Regions from separate parts of the Homo sapiens genome. Here region 2 is linked to region 1. A link is a contact called in ENCODE Hi-C data. All regions are on one chromosome and are shown on one strand. Each heading gives the region's core, a stretch centred on a gene start or an enhancer-like site at or near the end of the contact. The rest is flanking DNA. Distances are from core to core; before and after follow the strand shown. Region 1 has its middle 98 kb from the start of CHD1. Region 2 has its middle 280 kb from the start of LINC01950.

The links. A loop is a pair of places that touch in the nucleus more often than their neighbours do. Pooled maps may share reads with other maps.
Region 2: a loop to region 1 is called in a map with no recorded cell type, with 18 times the contacts of the local background. The contact joins two enhancer-like sites. A Hi-C loop is called at or near these places in 2 of 37 single-sample maps with no recorded cell type and 1 of 50 pooled maps.

The regions. Positions count from the first base shown.
Region 1 is chr5:99,025,091-99,028,711 of GRCh38, forward strand. No RefSeq gene overlaps it. Among named protein-coding and RNA genes, the nearest start is that of CHD1, 98 kb to the left of the region's middle. Within about 2 kb of position 2,326, at least 5 of the 41 ENCODE cell types and tissues checked have a DNase peak (open chromatin) inside an H3K27ac peak, as active enhancers do.
Region 2 is chr5:107,284,491-107,288,196 of GRCh38, forward strand. No RefSeq gene overlaps it. Among named protein-coding and RNA genes, the nearest start is that of LINC01950, 280 kb to the left of the region's middle. RefSeq lists an enhancer at 708-1,907. Within about 2 kb of position 1,406, at least 2 of the 41 ENCODE cell types and tissues checked have a DNase peak (open chromatin) inside an H3K27ac peak, as active enhancers do.

The DNA of each region.
Region 1 (3,621 bases), core at 1,076-3,575:
TTATTGTGAGACTTAAAAATACATACATACATATATGTGTATATATTTATATATGTATATATAAAGTCTCACAATAATTAAGTGCCTTAAAATATTAAGTGTCTTAAAAAACGTATCCAGTCCAGAGCTTATACATGCAAATGAGCAATGAGCAATAATAGTTAATTTATTCTCAAAGAGATCAATACAGTTAATTCACTCTCAGAGGCTTAAGCAGTCACCTATCAAAATTGTTTGGATTCTTCCATCACAGTAGAGCATAAATAATTAATAATAGTACAAAGAGCATTTTTATTTTAGCAGAAGTTAAAGCATTAGGGTCAAAGGAATAAAGCTCAAATGAACAGAGTTTAAATATTAACTAAAAGAATTTGTTTGTTTTGGGGGGTGGAGCAGTTCAAGAGCGGCTTGGCCAGGGACTTGGAAACAGGAAGTAGCTCAGGAATTCCCTTAGTTGTAGCACTATGAGTCTGTTTAAGTTAAATATTGTTAATTAACGCCTTGCACCCCAAGGGAGAAAAGACAATATGGATTACAAGTGGATGTGTGTTAGCAAAACTACCTCTTGAGAATTTCCAAATTCTCTGAGGATTTCAGAATCTATCCTGAGGATAGAATCTTGAGAATTTCGTTATTTTGGGAAATCTCCCTTGCCGCCTCTGCTGACTACCAGCTGCTATCATTTTATATTTATTTATTACTGACTGATTGACTGAGACAGGATCTCACTCTGTTGCCCAGGCTAGAGTGAGTGGTGCAAACACAGCAGCCTCTACCCCATGGGCTCAGGTGATCCTTCCACCTCAGCCTCCCGAGTAGCTGGGACCACAGGCTTATGCCACCACTCTTGGCTAATTTTTAAAATTGTTACAGAGATGGGGTCTTATCATGTTGTCCAGGCTGGTCTTAAACTCCTGAACTCAGGTGATCCTCTCCCCTTGGCCTCCCAAAGTGCTGGAATTATAAGTGTGAGCCACTGCACCCATCCTGCTATCTTATTTATTTATTTATTTTGAGACAGAGTCTTCCTTTGTTACCCAGGCTGCAGGGCAGTGGCGCAATCTCGGCTCTCTGAAACCTCCTCCTCCCGGGTTCAAGCGATTCTTGTGCCACAGCCTCCCAAGTAGCTGTGATTACAAGTGCCTGCCACCATACTTGACTAATTTTTGTATTTTTATTAGAGATGGGATTTCACCATCTTGGCCAGGTTGTTTTCGTACTCCTGACCTCAAGCGATCTGCCTTCTGTGGCCACCCAAAGTGTTGGGATTACAGGTGTGAGCCACAGTGCCCAGCCCCATCCTATCTTTTAAATTATAGGCAAAATACATTTAAAGTGCATATCAAATGCAGCCCTGAGAGGGACAGAATATTCCAGAAGAGCCAGAGATGGCCTAAACTAACTGAAGGAGATACTACTCAGTATACATTGCATTGGTGAAAAGAGCTGAAGAGATGGAAGAATTTGTCACTGTGTATAATAAAAGACTTATTTTAGCGTAAACTGGTAGCCATAGGCTACAGAGCTAAAACTGTTCTAACAAGTTGCATTTTGTTGACCTTTCAAAATAAAATGCCCAGAGTACCCATCTTAATTCACTGTATCATACAAATGATTCTTGATTCATATATTGCAGTGTTGGAACAGGTTACTTTTAACAAAGCCTCCCAAGTCTGTGATTTGTAGAGTGCATAATTTTCTTCTAAGGTGATTAGAGCACTTTTTAGACATTGCCTAAGATAAGTCTTTGTACCAGTTTAAAAAGTCAGCAGTACTATAATTATAGTTTTCCAGGTGTGAAATATGAAGATTAAGCTATTGGGCCTGGGTCAGTGGCCCACACCTGTAATCCCAGCACGTTGGGAGGCTGACGGGGGCAGATCACTTGAGTGCAGGAGTTTGAGACCAGCCTGGCCAACATGGTGAAAACCTGTCTCCACTAAAAATACAAAAATTAGCTGGGCATGGTGGCACATGCCTGTAGTCCCAGCTACTTGGGACTTGAGAGGCTGAGACAGGAAAATTGCTTCACCCAGGAGGTGGAGGTTGAAGTGAGCCAAGATCCTGCCACTGCACTCCAGCCTGGGTGACAGAGCGAGACTCTGTCTCAAAAAAAAAAAAAAAAAACAAAAAAAAAACAAAAATGAAACAAAAAACAAAAACAAAAAAACAGTTTAGGCTATTGAAGCCTGAGTATGGATTATTTTAGCTTCCAGATTGCAATAAGCATCGTGTAAAGATGAAGATCTCCAAATACAGAGAATGCAAGCAGTGTGCCTGACTTTGCTTAGAAAGTGCTGACAGGAGCGAGGAGTTTCACTAGCATTTCCTGTCTCAGAAACAAGTTCTCCATTTGATATTCAATGACAGTAAAACAGGGATCAGAAACTGTTACTGTTTGTTCAAAAGCAGAAGCTAGAATCATTTCAAAGAAAGACAGTGCAAAATTAAAACTGAAACTCCACTTCTACCTCTCTGTAGAAGCAGTGGAGTGTATCTCCTAGGGGCTTCTACTCCCTTGCTGCCAGTGAAATTTATTAACCACAGAAGTGTCTTTCACTTATGTCCTAAATGAAGGTAGATCTTACTGTTTTTGATACTAACCAAGTCATCTTCTGGGTACCAAAAATAGTTTTTGTGGCTTTATGAAAAGTCTGGCCTTTCCACAGCATGTGTATCCATTGACCTCACTTCTGAGAGCTTTAGACTAATTTGGTAATTAGACTAATTTGCACCATTAATTAAAATGCTCTATGAAATAACCCAAATCCCAATGCAAAGAAGAGAACAGCATGGTATACAGATGTTTGTTTTTTTAAATTTAAAAACATTTTATAATCTTCTTGCATTCCAGAATCAGATTTTAAAAAATTAACCATCCCTAAAAAAACTCACAAAAACCACTTTTATCAGGAGGTTCTATTCATTCTTCATGACTGTGGTGGACCATCCATTATTTTAATACACTATCAAATTTCAAAGTTGGTGACAAAACAAGAAATAAAAATGGAGGGAATTCTTATGGCTTCATGGGTATTTAGTTAGGGAGTGTAATGTGGGGAAGCTGTCACACAGGAGGCAAAAAACTGCAAAGAGACTAAATATGTAAGGTATTTTTATAGCTTCCTCAGCCATTTTCTTTACCTAAAATGCCCTTTTCTTATTTCTTTTTTTAGACAGAGTCTCACTCTGTCACCCAGGCTAGAGTGCAGTGGCACGATCTTGGCTCATTGCAACCTCTGCCACCGGGGTTCAAGATTCTTGTGCCTCAGTCTTCCGAGTAGCTGGGACCACAGGTGCACGCCACCATGCATGACTAATTTTTTTGTATTGTTAGTAGCGATAGGATTTTGCCATGTTGACCAGGCTAGTCTCGAACTCCTGACCTCAGGTGATCTGCCTGCTTCAACCTCCCAAAGTGCTGGGATTACAGGCATGAGCCACTGCACCTGGTCCTCCTTTTCTTATTTCTAAGTGATATTCTCATTCATCAAGGCTCAATTCAAAAATTACTTCCTGTCAGAAATTCTTCTGTCTCTATCCTCAAACCTCACATTTGCTGCTTTCTTACTTTTGTTTCTGTAGTCATTTCTTAACAGATCATATGATTGATTTTTAGTT
Region 2 (3,706 bases), core at 156-2,655, 8.3 Mb after region 1:
ACACAATGAATTTAGTAACTTTAATTAGATTTGTATTTTAGTAATCACAGCAGATCCTATATGCATTAAAACTAATAGCATATCCTTTGTTTGGATTAGGCTTGATGTATTATTGTAGGCCCTTTACAATAAAACTCCCATACCATAAATCCACACCCAACATGTTAGGAATTTCTACATTGTGTGACCATTATGCCCTTAGCTAGAATTTATGTTAATTGAAGGCAAAGATCTTGCTTATTAATTAAACAGTCATTAAATAAATATATTAACATAAATAACTGCTAGCTTCTGCCTCAGACAAACCCAAATTTGTTTCTCACTTCTGTTACTTTCACAATGCTGAATGCTGATGAAAGGCAGGGTAAAGAAGGAATGAAAATGTGTTCCACAGAAGTCAAACTAACATAATCTCTGCCATCTTACTGTTGCACTTTCTAGAACACATACCTTCTGAGGCTGCCAGATAAGTAGAGCACAGATATGAAGGAAGTATTCCAGCTTTAACTGCTTCAACCCAGAGCTTTACCACCACAATGTGATGTAATTACTCCATGGCACAGTCTTCCCAAACACTTAGGCCTGTATCACTAATGCCTTTGATGGTGCCCACTCAATGAGAGCTTATTGCACGAAATAATGGAATGTAAAATAAAATCTTCTCTACAATCAAGCATTGCAAAAGGATTTTTTCTTTTACTCCTTTCTATCATGACACAACAGAACCTACAGCCCTGGCACAAAAGAAAAAGAAACATTTGGTATCAGCCATCACCTGGAAACATTGCAAACATGACTCAGAACCTCACATCGGTTGTCTGTGAAGTGTTCCCATGACTCTGCGGGAATGAGAGATCACTGGGAGTGATCCAGTGGCTGCTGCCTCATCATGTCCATCACAGTGAGCCTCTCTAATAAAATTCAGTCCTGTTCTTGCTTCTTTGAAGGGATAAGAGAGGCTAGCTACTTCCCACCAGCACTGAGCCTATCTCCTGCCAGTTTCAAAGCAAGGGGAACAGAAGTGCTTTCCACAGAGTAAAATATGCACACAGACTCCCAACACCCACCAAAGAAGGAAACACTAATTTCTGCAAGGTAAATACTTCTGTTACTGGTCAATTTTCTAGGTTTTTTTAAAAACAAAAACTGCCTTATATTCCCAGAGGTCTTTGAGTTCTGAAAGCAGCTTTGCATTAGCAATCCCATTTGATCCTCAAAATAATGTCATGCCATAGGTAAGGCAGGAGCTTTTATCACTATTTTAAAGGTGAGGAAAAATTATCCATAGGATTAGGTGGCCTGCCAGGAGGTCATACGAGGGAAGAAAAGCTGGCACTAGGCACAGAACCAGGCCCTCTGACTCCTGACATGGCACTCTTTGAACGTCATATCATGCCTCTTACCCCCAAATGGATGACGATCCTTTTGACCGTGGGTTGTGGTTTTGGCAGTTGCGCCCACCTTTGCTGTCTCAGATGCTTGCTATTCAAAATGACCACAGAAGGCTAAATCCAAAGGTGGCGATTGATAAAGAAACTGCTGAGACATCTCTCTCCTTCTAGGTTACCTCCAGTGAAGTCAAAAGTAATGTCAGACAGTGCTCAGATATCCAGTCCTTTCAAGATGTAATAATAAGCCACCTGTAAAACAAACAACTTGATGACAGTTTTCAGAGACAACAATTTCATTCTACATTACATCCTTTTTTTTTTTTTTTTTTGAGACAGAGTCTCACTCTGTTGCCCAGGCTGGAGTGCAGTGGTGCCTTCTAGGCTCACTGCAACCTCTGCCTGCTGGGTTCAAGGGATTCTCCTGCCTCAGCCTCCCCAGTAGCTGAGATTACAGGCACCTGCCACCATGCCTGGCTAATTTTTGTATTTTTAGTAAAGACAGGGTTTCACCATGTTGGCCAGGGTGGTCTCAAACTCCTGATCTCAAGAGATCTGCCCTCCTCAGGCTCCCACAGTACTGGGATTACAGGCGTGAGCCACCACTCCCGGCCTCTACATTACATTTTCTAAACTTTTTATCCACCACGTAGCTATTCTGAAGATGGTCTTAATTTCCAATGTTTATTTTACGAAAACTTAAGCTTGCTTACCCCATCTCTTTTCATACCAAAACATTTCTATAAAACTCAAGAAATCCATAACTCAGCATAATTAGTACATGGCATTCTCCCTGTTCTTTCTAAAATAACTGTCTGTACATGATAGAAGCATAAAATATTTTGGTTGTATTTTTTCAGTTCCTAGGAAAAGAATTTACAATTATAAATGGTTAACAGAAATTAATTGTATTTGGCTTGTATTTAAATCAAGCTGTTTATGCATACTCGTTATGCACCAGCACAGCTCCTTGCTTATATAGGCGTTCAATAAATATTTGTTAAATGATTGATGGAATGAATGATGCAATGCCCTGTGAGAACACAATGTCTTTGTCCTGCTGTATGAGTTTCGGTAGAAAATTAAAGTAGAGAATTACAAAGAATGGAAAGCTAGGCCTTTGAAGACAAAGATTCTAGTCATTAATACTAAATAACTAAATGACTTAGGACAAACTACTTGATTCACCAGGCCTTTAGGTTTCTTAACAACAGAATAAGAATATGGATAAGAATTGAGATGGTCTCTAAAGTGACCTTCAGCCACAAGTATTTTGTAATTCTAGATTGAAAAATATCAGCCAGAGAAAAATACCACTCTCACCAGAAAATAAGTATGAATGAAGGGTGATCCCAGACCAAGGTCTAGCTTTTTAAGTTTAAATGTGCCTGGGGGGTTTTAAGAATCTTAAAGAGTCTAACTGAAGACAATGAGACTTCCCAGAGTCTAACAGAGATTGCTTTTAGCACATTATCGTCTATTACAAGCCCTATAAAGGGACTGTAGTAGAAGGAGTTCAAAGTAGGCTCTGAGGAAAAAGGAACGGCACTGAGGAAAGCTAAAGTTTCTTCTCCTATTATTTTTTCTTTAACAAAGCAGATGAGGGAAAGAAAATACCTGTCATGAACTGTTCCGAAGTCCCCAAATTTGAAGAATGACTATTAAAAGTCTCTTGGAGCACAAAAGGAAAGAAACCTAGAGGAAATAGAATTTATGGAAAGAGAACCCGGAACAAAACTCCTAATTTCTGAAGAAATTGGCAGCTCAGACAAGAGTTTCAACCAGACACCAAAAAGGGGTCGATCTGGGATCCAAACAGGAAAGGACCGTGCTCTGCCAATGGCTACAAAGTAGCTGAAGAAAGTACCTCAGCCTCTGAGGAGAGAATAGGAACCACGTGAACAGATTGCTGAAAGGTTAGGAAGGGCTCAGAAGAGTAAGCAGTGACCACCTCAGAGCAACGAAACCTACAGTCAGCACCAGGTGAGGCTTCATCTGCCTCAGTCGATGATCCTGACACTCCAGAAGTTTCTCCTACTATCACACTTGAAATAACTAGGCAACTGTGTGTGTGTGAGAATTCTGTCGGCAGTGCTGCAGCAGGAGAATACGAAGCAGGGAAGACTGTGACTCCGAACTAAGACCTTCAAAGGAGAAATTATCTTTCTTCCCCTTCCTCCCACCACAACCCTTCTCCTTCCTTTGTTTCCTCGGGGATAGCAGAGCAAATTCCACCTAATATAACCTAACGTTTAGGCTAAAGACCTCTCAGGCCTGCCAGCAAATCCCTCAGCTCTGCCTCTGGATGGGGGTATCAC